3 separate regions of the Homo sapiens genome follow, and all the other regions are linked to region 2. The links are chromatin contacts, found by Hi-C or POLR2A ChIA-PET in ENCODE. All regions are on one chromosome and are shown on one strand. The core of a region is the stretch at or near the end of the contact, and the rest is flanking DNA. Distances in the headings are between cores, read along the strand shown. Region 1 has its middle 37 kb from the start of APOL3. Region 2 holds the start of EIF3D (eukaryotic translation initiation factor 3 subunit D). Region 3 holds the start of RBFOX2 (RNA binding fox-1 homolog 2).

What was found. Hi-C counts contacts between places; a loop is a spot of excess contacts on that map. ChIA-PET counts read pairs that join two places held with the same protein, here RNA polymerase II (POLR2A). Pooled maps may share reads with other maps.
Region 1: a pooled map shows a loop between it and region 2 (6-fold over the local background). The contact joins the enhancer-like site here to the promoter of EIF3D in region 2. A Hi-C loop is called at or near these places in 5 of 50 pooled maps.
Region 3: a loop to region 2 is called in a pooled map, with 6 times the contacts of the local background. The contact joins the promoter of RBFOX2 here to the promoter of EIF3D in region 2. A Hi-C loop is called at or near these places in 7 of 50 pooled maps. POLR2A ChIA-PET finds 5 or more read pairs at or near these places in 2 of 52 experiments (RWPE1 and WTC11).

What each region holds. Positions count from the first base shown.
Region 1 is chr22:36,122,384-36,125,425 of GRCh38, forward strand. No RefSeq gene overlaps it. Among named protein-coding and RNA genes, the nearest start is that of APOL3, 37 kb to the right of the region's middle. RefSeq lists an enhancer at 1,618-1,912 and a silencer at 1,853-1,922. Within about 2 kb of position 1,733, at least 31 of the 41 ENCODE cell types and tissues checked have a DNase peak (open chromatin) inside an H3K27ac peak, as active enhancers do.
Region 2 is chr22:36,527,716-36,530,607 of GRCh38, forward strand. It overlaps EIF3D (eukaryotic translation initiation factor 3 subunit D), which reads right to left and starts at 1,451. Exons shown (of 15, transcript NM_003753.4): 1 at 1,361-1,451. RefSeq lists enhancers at 962-1,011, 1,322-1,721.
Region 3 is chr22:36,027,078-36,030,207 of GRCh38, forward strand. It overlaps RBFOX2 (RNA binding fox-1 homolog 2), which reads right to left and starts at 1,747. Exons shown (of 14, transcript NM_001349999.2): 1 at 1,163-1,747. The coding sequence starts at 1,348. RefSeq lists a silencer at 1,913-1,982.

The DNA.
Region 1 (3,042 bases), core at 483-2,982, 410 kb before region 2:
ACGCCTGGTCAATAAGTGATACTCATTGTTAATAACAATTCTAGTTCATCTAAGGATTTAAAGCTGTGTACCTTTCATAGTGTTCTACAAACAGCTTCCTGATTTCCAGCAGCTTTGCTTATATCAGCCAGGATAGTCTAGGTTATGCTGCAGTAAAAAACAAGCCCCTAGGCTGGGCACGGTGGCTCACGCCTGTAATCCCAGCACTTTGGGAGGCCGAGGCGGGCGGATCACCTGAGGTCAGGAGTTTGAGACCAGCCTGACCAACGTGGTGAACCCCTGTCTCTATTAAAAATTCAAAATTAGCCGGGCATGGTGGTGCATGCCTGTAGTCCTAGCTAGTTGGGAGGCTGAGGCAGGAGAATCGCTTGAACCTGGGAGGTGGAGCTTGCAGTGAGCCAAGATCGCGCCATTGCACTCCAGCCTGGGCTACTAGAGCGAAACTCTGTCTCAAAAAACAAAACAAAACTAAACAAAACAAAAAAACAAACCAAACAAACAAACAAAAACCACCAAAAAGCAAGCCCCCGATCTCAGTGGTTCACAACAGCAAAGGCTACTTCTTGCTCACGCTACATGTCCATCATGGGGCAGGTGCCTCTCTGCTCCGGTTGTCTTCCCTCCTGGACTCAGTATCATGGAGCAACCACTTTCTGGAAGATTGCTGGTTGCCACAGTAGAGGAAAAGGGTCTTATATCAGCATTCATTGCTGTGGCTTAGAAATGACACATATTATTTCCATTCAAAACTCTTTTGTCCAGAACTGGTTACATATTCCCACCCAACCATAAGGAGACCAGGAAGAATAATCCCACTGTGCATCTGGAAAGGGGAAAAGCCAGACAAATGTGGCCAACAGCCCCAGTGACTACCACCACAGTGCTTTTGAAAACCACTGCCCAGAGCCAGAAGGATGGAGGATCAGCATGGCGGTAGGAGGAAGGGAGAAGCCAGAGGGGAATGAGGAGGAGCCGGGGTGCCTGGTATGGAGGGCCATCCATCCTTGGTCAATGTGCAGGGCTGGGGCCAGAGGAAGGCTGGGCGCCTTTCTCATCTGGACCCAGACCCAGACAGACCCCGGGGCCATTCCGTTCTGCAGGCAAACAAGCCAGTCCCGCTAGAATGTGGCAGTCACAGGCTTTCAACATGGAAGGTGGAGCTGCCTGGACGCTGTGTTTTTTTTCTGTTTGTTTTTTTGAGACGGAGTCTTGCTCTGTCACCCAGGCTGGAGTGCAGTGGCATGATCTGGGCTGATTGCGCCTCGGCAAAATCTCGGCTGACTTGCCTCCCGGGTTCAAGCGATTCTCCTGCTTCAGCCTCCCGAGTAGTTGAGATTACAGGCGCGCACCACCACGCCCGGCTAATTTCTGTATTTTTAGTACAGACGGGGTTTCATCATGTTGGCCACGCTGGTCCTGACCTCAAGCGATCCGCCCGCCCAGGCCTCCCAAAGTGCTGGGATTACAGGAATAAGCCACCGCGCCCGGCCAGACGCTGTGTTTTCCTGGCACTCCACTTCATGAGCAAAACTGTCACAGAGTAGTATTTCCCTGGCTCCACCCCTCCGGCGCTGCTGGATTCCTGAACCTATTCACTTCTTCTGAAGTGCTCTCAACTTGGCCTCCCTGGCTCCTTCCTGGTGCAGACATTTACTCTTCCTGCTCCGGCTTTGTGCCTCTGTAAAACTGCTGACGTCACCAGCAGCGGCTCCGACCGCCTGTCCTCCAAGGTCCCGGGCTGCGGCTGCGCAGCGCCGACAGCACGATGCGTGTGCCGACAGCGCCACCTCCTGGCTCTGCCGAGGCTGTTGGCAACACGCAGGGCTCGCAGTGCGCCCGCTTTTCTACTGCAGCCCTCAAAATTCAGCACGAGGCTTGGCTAGGGGAGCTTGAGTGGCTGACACTGTGGTCTGGTTAGTTTCCATTCTGACCCATGCTAGCCGTCTTTCAGATTCTAGAACTCAGTTCTTCTCCGGACCTCCCTCCCAGCCACAAGTCTTTGAATATGCGGCCTGCAGCTGGGCTCCCCTCATCCCCGCTCTTCTCCCCAACCTTCTTCATCATCCCTTGGCCGATCTTGAAGACTTAGCGGAGGCAGGGCGCAATGGCTTACGCCTGTAATCCCAGCACTTAGGGAGGCCGAGGCGGGAGCATCACTTGAGGTCAGGAGTTTGAGACCAGTCTGGCCAACATGGTGGAACTTTGTCTCTACTAAAAATACAAAAATTAGCTGGGCGTGGTGGCGGGCACCTGTACTCCCAGCTACTGGGGAGGTTGAGGTAGGAGAATCGCTTGTACCCGGGAGGCAGAGGTTGCTGTGAGCCAGGATTGAGCCACTGCACTCCAGCCTGGGCAACAGAGCGAGATCCTGTCTCAAAGGAAAAAAAAAGTCTTAGCTGAAACGTCACTTCCTCGACTCCTCAAATTTAGTCAAGCCCCCGTGCTATGAGATCTCTCCCCTTCTTGCTGGACGGGTTGGCAATGCTGGAGGATCTTGAAAGAGGAACACTCATGGGTCAAGAGCATTTCCTAACAGCGAACAGAGGTTTCAGAATCCTCATGAGCATCGGTGTCTCCTTGCTGGGACGCTGCTCACACACTTTGTGATCCTCAGAGGTGAGATGCAGGCCTATTAAACACGCTGGCCTTGGTGAGAAAGCCTCTGTGGGTTTCCTGTTTATCCCAATAAGCTGATTCAGGAAAGGAGACATCTCCTTCCTTCTCTGTTTGCCATGGAGGACTCACACCTTTCTTGTCCCCAGGACAGTGGACATCTGTTTGCCAATGCAGACCTCGTGCTCACTGGAGGCTGGAGAAGGCACGCTCAAGAAACGTTCAAGGCATGACAGCTACCCAGAAGGCCTCTAGTGCCCCAAGAGCTGCTCATCAGCCCCATTTTCTTCCTAATATTATTTAAAAATTTAAAGAAATTCAGTGAAAGTGTAAGCATACAGGCATAGGTAGTAGGTAAACTAGAATTCACTCTTGCTGGGGGAATACCACCCAGGGTTTGAAAAGATACAGAAGGCAAAAGAAACTGCA
Region 2 (2,892 bases), core at 201-2,700:
GTAATACCAGCTACTCAGGAGGCGGAGGTTGCAGTGAGCCAAGATCCTGCCATTACACTCCAGCCTGGGCAACAGAGCAAGACTCCGTCTCAAAAAAACAAAAATCAAATGTTTCTTGGAGGCTGGAGAGCAATCAAAAGAACAGGTATGCTGAACTTAGTAAACTCTCCTCAAAGCCCCATGCTGGGGAGATTGAGGCTTCCTTCAGAGATGACATTTGGGTGACAGCAACACAGGATGAACCTAGAAGTTTCATCTTTCTAATAGAAACTATAGGAAGAGGACAGAAGAAAAAGGGTGGTGGTCTCAGAACAATTTGTATTAAATAAATATTGCTGAGCTCCTACGTGTTAGGCCCTATACCAGATAATTTAACACCATTGACCACCCCCCCACCCCTACTTTAGAGGCAAAAATTTGAAGCTCAGCCTACTCAAGCAGCTGACCTCATCATTTCAAAACAGATTTGATTTCCAGGGTTGCCTGCTGTCAGTCCAGCCTTCTTTCCATTATATTACAGCTGGGCAGCAGCCCGCAAAGATCAGGGGTTTGAGACCGTACATCATAATACCAAGACAACGAGTCTCAAAACACACTTTAAAAAATCGGGTTCTGTCAGAAGCTCAAGAAGGGAAGAGGCCCGAGGCTCGACCTGCATCACCTCCCTGGAAAGCCAGGGATGAGATACCCTGGCTTTAATAAATGTTTTTTTTTTTAAGAGCAGAGCGGAACCAGGAGGAGAAACTGAGCCGCTCAGCAAAAACGAAGTAACAGCTGTACTAGTCACAGGGGCAGGATAGGGAGGTTCCAAGAGGGCACTCAGAAGGGGCTCTGTGGTTGGCAGGCCACTACAGATCATAAGCCGTCCATCGCTGAACAGGGGGTGGGGTAGATTTAAGATCAGAGATCAAATCTACTTCTCTATCCTAGCCTCCAGTTTCACAAAAAAGGAAAGATAACCTATGCACTGTGAATTCCTAAGAACAGGGGCCAAACACCGCTCAGCCTGGTACCCCTAAGACCTCACTCAAAAAGTCAGGGAGTTTTCGGCCACTTCAGAAAGACTTTGTTGTTACCCCTCCGTCTTAACCCAGGTGAGTTAAGTGACAATCAAATTCACCCAGCTCATGGGCACTGAGCAGGGCCGAGGGCCAAGGACCTCACCCACAAGGTCGTGTCCCGCGTTCAGTAGCGTGCGGGACGCGGGGCCCCCGAAAGTGGATTCCTGCCCCGCCCAGCGGAGGGACGGCAACAGCAGGAAGGGACTAAGAGAGGTCTCTTCCGGGAGGCCCCCCGAAGGCTGGACCTAGTCCGAACCGGCTCCGGAGGGCCGCAGGAACCTATGAAACACGCCGCTCACCTGCAATGGCCTCGGCCGGCCGGGATGGCAACAGATGGTGCGTGCCGGGGACCGCGTTAGCAGCAGCACTCTTGAGAAACCAGGAAAAGAGGAAACATGCGCGCGCAGCGGGCGCCGCCGTAAACACGACCGGCGCTGTCGTAAACTGCTCTCCCGCTTCCTCTGGGTTGGGCGGAAGAACTCACGAGCCGTAAAGCGAAGGTCCACCCGGAAATCCGTTACTGCGTTTCGCCAGGCGTCCTCATTAGCCTCCGAGGCGCCGAGACGCGAGAGGTGTGATTGGCACTACGTCAGGCGGTATCCGGGGACGCCCAAAGAGGGCGTTCATCACTGAAACTTGGCGGCCGCGCAATCGAAGCTCGAGGCGGGGAGCGACTGGCGCCCTTCTGTGTCCCACAATGCTTCGCGGCGCGCCTCAGCCCCCATGTATCCCACCGTCACCCGCGACTCCCCGCCTGTTCTACCTGCCTGCTTAATGTGAAACTCAGCGCAGGGGAGGTCCGTCGGTGTCTTAGGCGGTCCTTATTGTTACTCCTCCGCCTTTATAGTTGTGGAAACTGAGGCTCAGAAGTGCCAAGTGACCTGCCTAGATCAGACTGTTAGTTTAGGGTTCTAACCGCCAGAGTTCAAACCATACTTCCGCAGTTCTCAAACTTAATTGTAGGACAGGGATTTCTGGAACAGTGTTTTTATTTATTTTTATTTATTTTTTGAGACAGGGTTTCGCTCTGTCGCCCAGGCTGAAATGTAGTGGCAGGATCACGGCTTATTGCACCCTCGACTTCTCAGGTACAAGCGATCCTCCCAGTTCAGCCTCCCGAGTCGTTGGTGTACACAGGCACGCACAACCACGCCTGCCTAATTTTTGTATTTTTGGTAGAGATGGGGTTTTGCTATGTTGCTCAGGCTGGTCTCAAACTCCTGAGCTCAACAGTCCACCCACTGGGGCTAGGGTTACAGGCATGAGTCACCGTACCCGGCCAGCTAATGATTTTTAAAAATTTTGTAGAGACAGCGTCTCACTATGTTGCCCGGGCTGGTCTTTAACTCCTGGTCTAAAGTGGTCCTCTCGCCTCAGCGTGCGGAGCAGCTGAGGCTACAGGTGCATGCCACCATGCCTGGCTAATTTTTTTTTTTAGACGGAGTCTTGCTCTGTCTTCCAGGCTGGAGTGGAGTGCAGTGGCGCTATCTCAGTTCACTGCAACCTCCGCATCCCAGGTTCAGGTGATTCTCCTGCTTCAGTCTCCCGAGTAGCTGGGATTGCAGGCGTGTACCAACATGCCCGGCTAATTTTCCTTTTAGTAGAGACGGGGTTTCACCTTGCTGACCAGGCTGGTCTCGAACTCCTGACCTCAGGTGATCTACCCACCTCGGCCTCCCAAAGTGCTAGGATTACAGGCGTGAGCCACTGCGTCCGGCTGCCTGGCTAATTAAAAAAAAAAAAAAAAACTTCTGTGGAGACGAAGTCTCATCATGTTGCCAAGGCTAGTCTCAAACTCCTGGGCTCAAGCAGTCCTCCTGTCTCGGTCTCC
Region 3 (3,130 bases), core at 497-2,996, 500 kb before region 2:
TGATTCCCCATCTATAAAATAAGGTGGTTAAAACAAGCTGGGACTTGAATCTCCTCCAAAAAAAACAAAGATGAAAACTATTGACTCTCCTCCACCAAAAAGTGCACATCACCTACTATGAGTAAGAATCTTCCAAGTCTTCCCAGGTTAAGAACCCCTGGAAAAGATGATGTCTAGTCCTCCTAGCATCCCTCTAACATCCTATGACTCCGAGAGAATTAGGCACAAGTCTGCACAACTGTTGGTAGGTGAGACTCATCATGTCATAGCAGTATTTTCTGGGCAAAGACCAAATCGTAAAACCTCCAAAGGTTTCAAGGTCTTCTTCAAAACTATGAAGTCAGCTGACATCAATACCTTTCCCATTCCCTACCCAAATTAACCACGTTTATCTTTCAATCCAGAATTGAGAATCCAGTCTTCTAATAGCCCTATAAAAAAATTTTTTTTATAGCCCGGGACATTAAAGAGCTATTTTGTGTCCTGGTGATGTAGAATGCAATTGGCAAAGAACAGGAGGGACATGTCTAGTGTCTCCCTTCAGACTCATTAGTATGCTCCACAAAGTAAATGAGACTGAGCACCACCGTGTCCCCATAACATTACCAAACTCCTTGTACTTCTCACACTCTGTGTGATTTAACCCACAATCTCAGCCACATCCCCTCGGGGCTCTCTCGAGGAGTTTTCTTTTCACTCCTCTCATTGAAATGCCACTTCTCTTCCCCATCCCAGCGTGTGCCCAGGGCTGCCAAAAGGTACTCCCTCTTCTCGGGAGGTTTCCCACCAGATCTCCTTTTCCTCGACTCAGTCCAGAGAAGCCAGGATTTCCCGGCTTCCACTCCACCCCAAGGCACTAAGGAAGGATTTGAAAAAATGGAATCCATCTCAACCTTGTTCGATTTCCCCCCAAAACCTATCCACTCGTCGTGCCTCCTGGCCCCTCAGGAATCAGGACCCTCTCGGGCACACCAGGTTCAGTCCTGCAACCTTCGTTCCTAGCCCGAGCTCGCCCCACCTTCCAACCAGGCCCCGAATGGCCCCCCATCCCACCTCCAACCCAGGACTCCCGGAGGCCCTCCCTCTCTCCAAGCCGGGGAGCCCGGTGTCGACCCTCACGCCCACCCCCGCAATAACTGGGCGCCCCGTCCCGCGCGGTCACCTGCATCCCGCCGCCACCGTCGGCCGCCGCCTCCTCAGTGCGCGGCCGCTTGCTCAGGCCGGGATCGGCTCCGTCTCCTCCCGCTCCGGGCACCGGCAGCTCCAGCTCCGACTCCCGCTTCATGCCCCGGGCGGCGGCGCCGGGCCCGAGCTGAGGCGGCTGATGCGGCTGGGCGCCCTCCGCCATCCGCCCGCGCCCCCCTCGCCTCCGGGAGCCGGGCGACCCGCGACAGGCCACCTCCCCCTGGGCCTCGGCCCCGACTGTCGCGACAGGCGGGCGCGCGCCTGCCCCCGCCCCCGCGTGCGTGCGTGCGTGCGCGCGAGCGGACTCCGCGCCCCTCCGCGCCTCGCGGCCGCCGCTCCTTGCCTGACCGCTTGCTCCCCGCCCGCCCGCCCGCCGGGTTGTCGGCGCGGGGCCACTGGCGGGTCGTGATGAGCACTCGCTCGCGCCCCCGCACGCACACGCGAAACCCGGCCCGGCCCGCCGCGCCGCCCCGCCTCTCGCACTCCCGGAGCTCGCCCACCGGCCGCGCTGGCTCACACTCTCCCTCACAGCACGCCGGCCGAGGGAGGAAGGGGGCGGTCCGGGCTCCCGAGGCGTGGGGAGGGCTGTTTATTTTGGGGGGAGGAGGGGCGCGAGGCAGGAACGAGCTGACTGGCCGGGATCCTCCGACCCGCCACTGTGGCAGCACCGGGAAGGCGGGGAGAGAGAAAGAGGGAGGGAGGGAGGGACCGGGATGTAGAACTCCAGCCCGCGCGGGAGGCTACGGCGAGGGGGGCGGTGGCGGCCCGCGGGGGGGGCGGGGCCAGGCCCCCTCGGCAATCTCCGTAGTCTCCTCGCTGGCTGCCCGAGGGAGGCCGGGAAGCGATCGGGGAAGCTCGGGAATCTCCGGCACGGGCCTGGGATTGTCCTGGAGGCACAGCGCGGCTGGAGTGCGGGGCAGCGCGGGGGGGGCGGGGTCTGTCTCCTTTCTGGGCGGGGCCGTATCCTGGAGCAGGCGGGGCTTGAGAGACCCGAAGGCCAGGGAGTGGCTCCTGCTTGCGGTACTAGTTGTACAGAGTTAAGTCCTGAGTTTACTCGCCTGAGCACCTTGGTTCCCGGAGAGGGAATGGGCACTCTGTGAGAGGCAGGCTATTTGCCTGCTTCCCCTCCCGCAGAAGAAAAAATGTCTCAAATTGGAAGGTCGAGGAATGAAGCCACCCCTCTATGGTTCACCCCAGTTCTGAGAGCTTTTACTCTAATATAACTCACATTCCTAATGAAGTTAGTAATAATACCCGATGTTTGTAAGAGCTTTAGAGTTTGCACAATGCATCCACAGACCCGTTTCAAACTGGTGATATAAGTAGATACCATGATCTCCATTTCATTGATGATGAAACTGAACCTTAGTTAAATCCTGCAGCAAAAAAGTGGCAGATCCGGAATTCAGAACACGAGAACATATTCTCTTTCTTCGTACCTTGCTGCCTGAGGAGCACTTTATGACTTACCAACTTCGTGGAGATAGAGATATCTGTGCAATAGATTCTCTCCCCTACCAGACTGTGAGGACAAGGACTGCAGTGACTTCCTCTGAGTTCCATATCGTGCCCTGTACGTTATAGAAATAAAAGGATATTGCGTGAATAACCTGGATTCTAATCTTGGCTTTGCTAACTAGCTTAAACAAGTTACTTCATCTCTTTGGACCTCAGCTCCATCATTTGTAAAATGAGATGGTTTGGATCAGTGGCTTTCAACCAAGGAGAAATTTTGCCATTCCACCACCTCCACTCCCACATTTGTCAGTGACTGAAGGCATTTTTTTTTTTTTTTTTTTTTTTTTTTTTGAGACAGAGTCTCGCTCTGTCGCCCAGGCTTAAGTGCAGTGGCGCGATCTCGGCTGACTGCAACCTCTGCCTCCTGGGTTCAAGCGATTCTCCTGCCTCAGCCTCCCCAGTAGCTGGGACTACAGGTGTGCGCCAC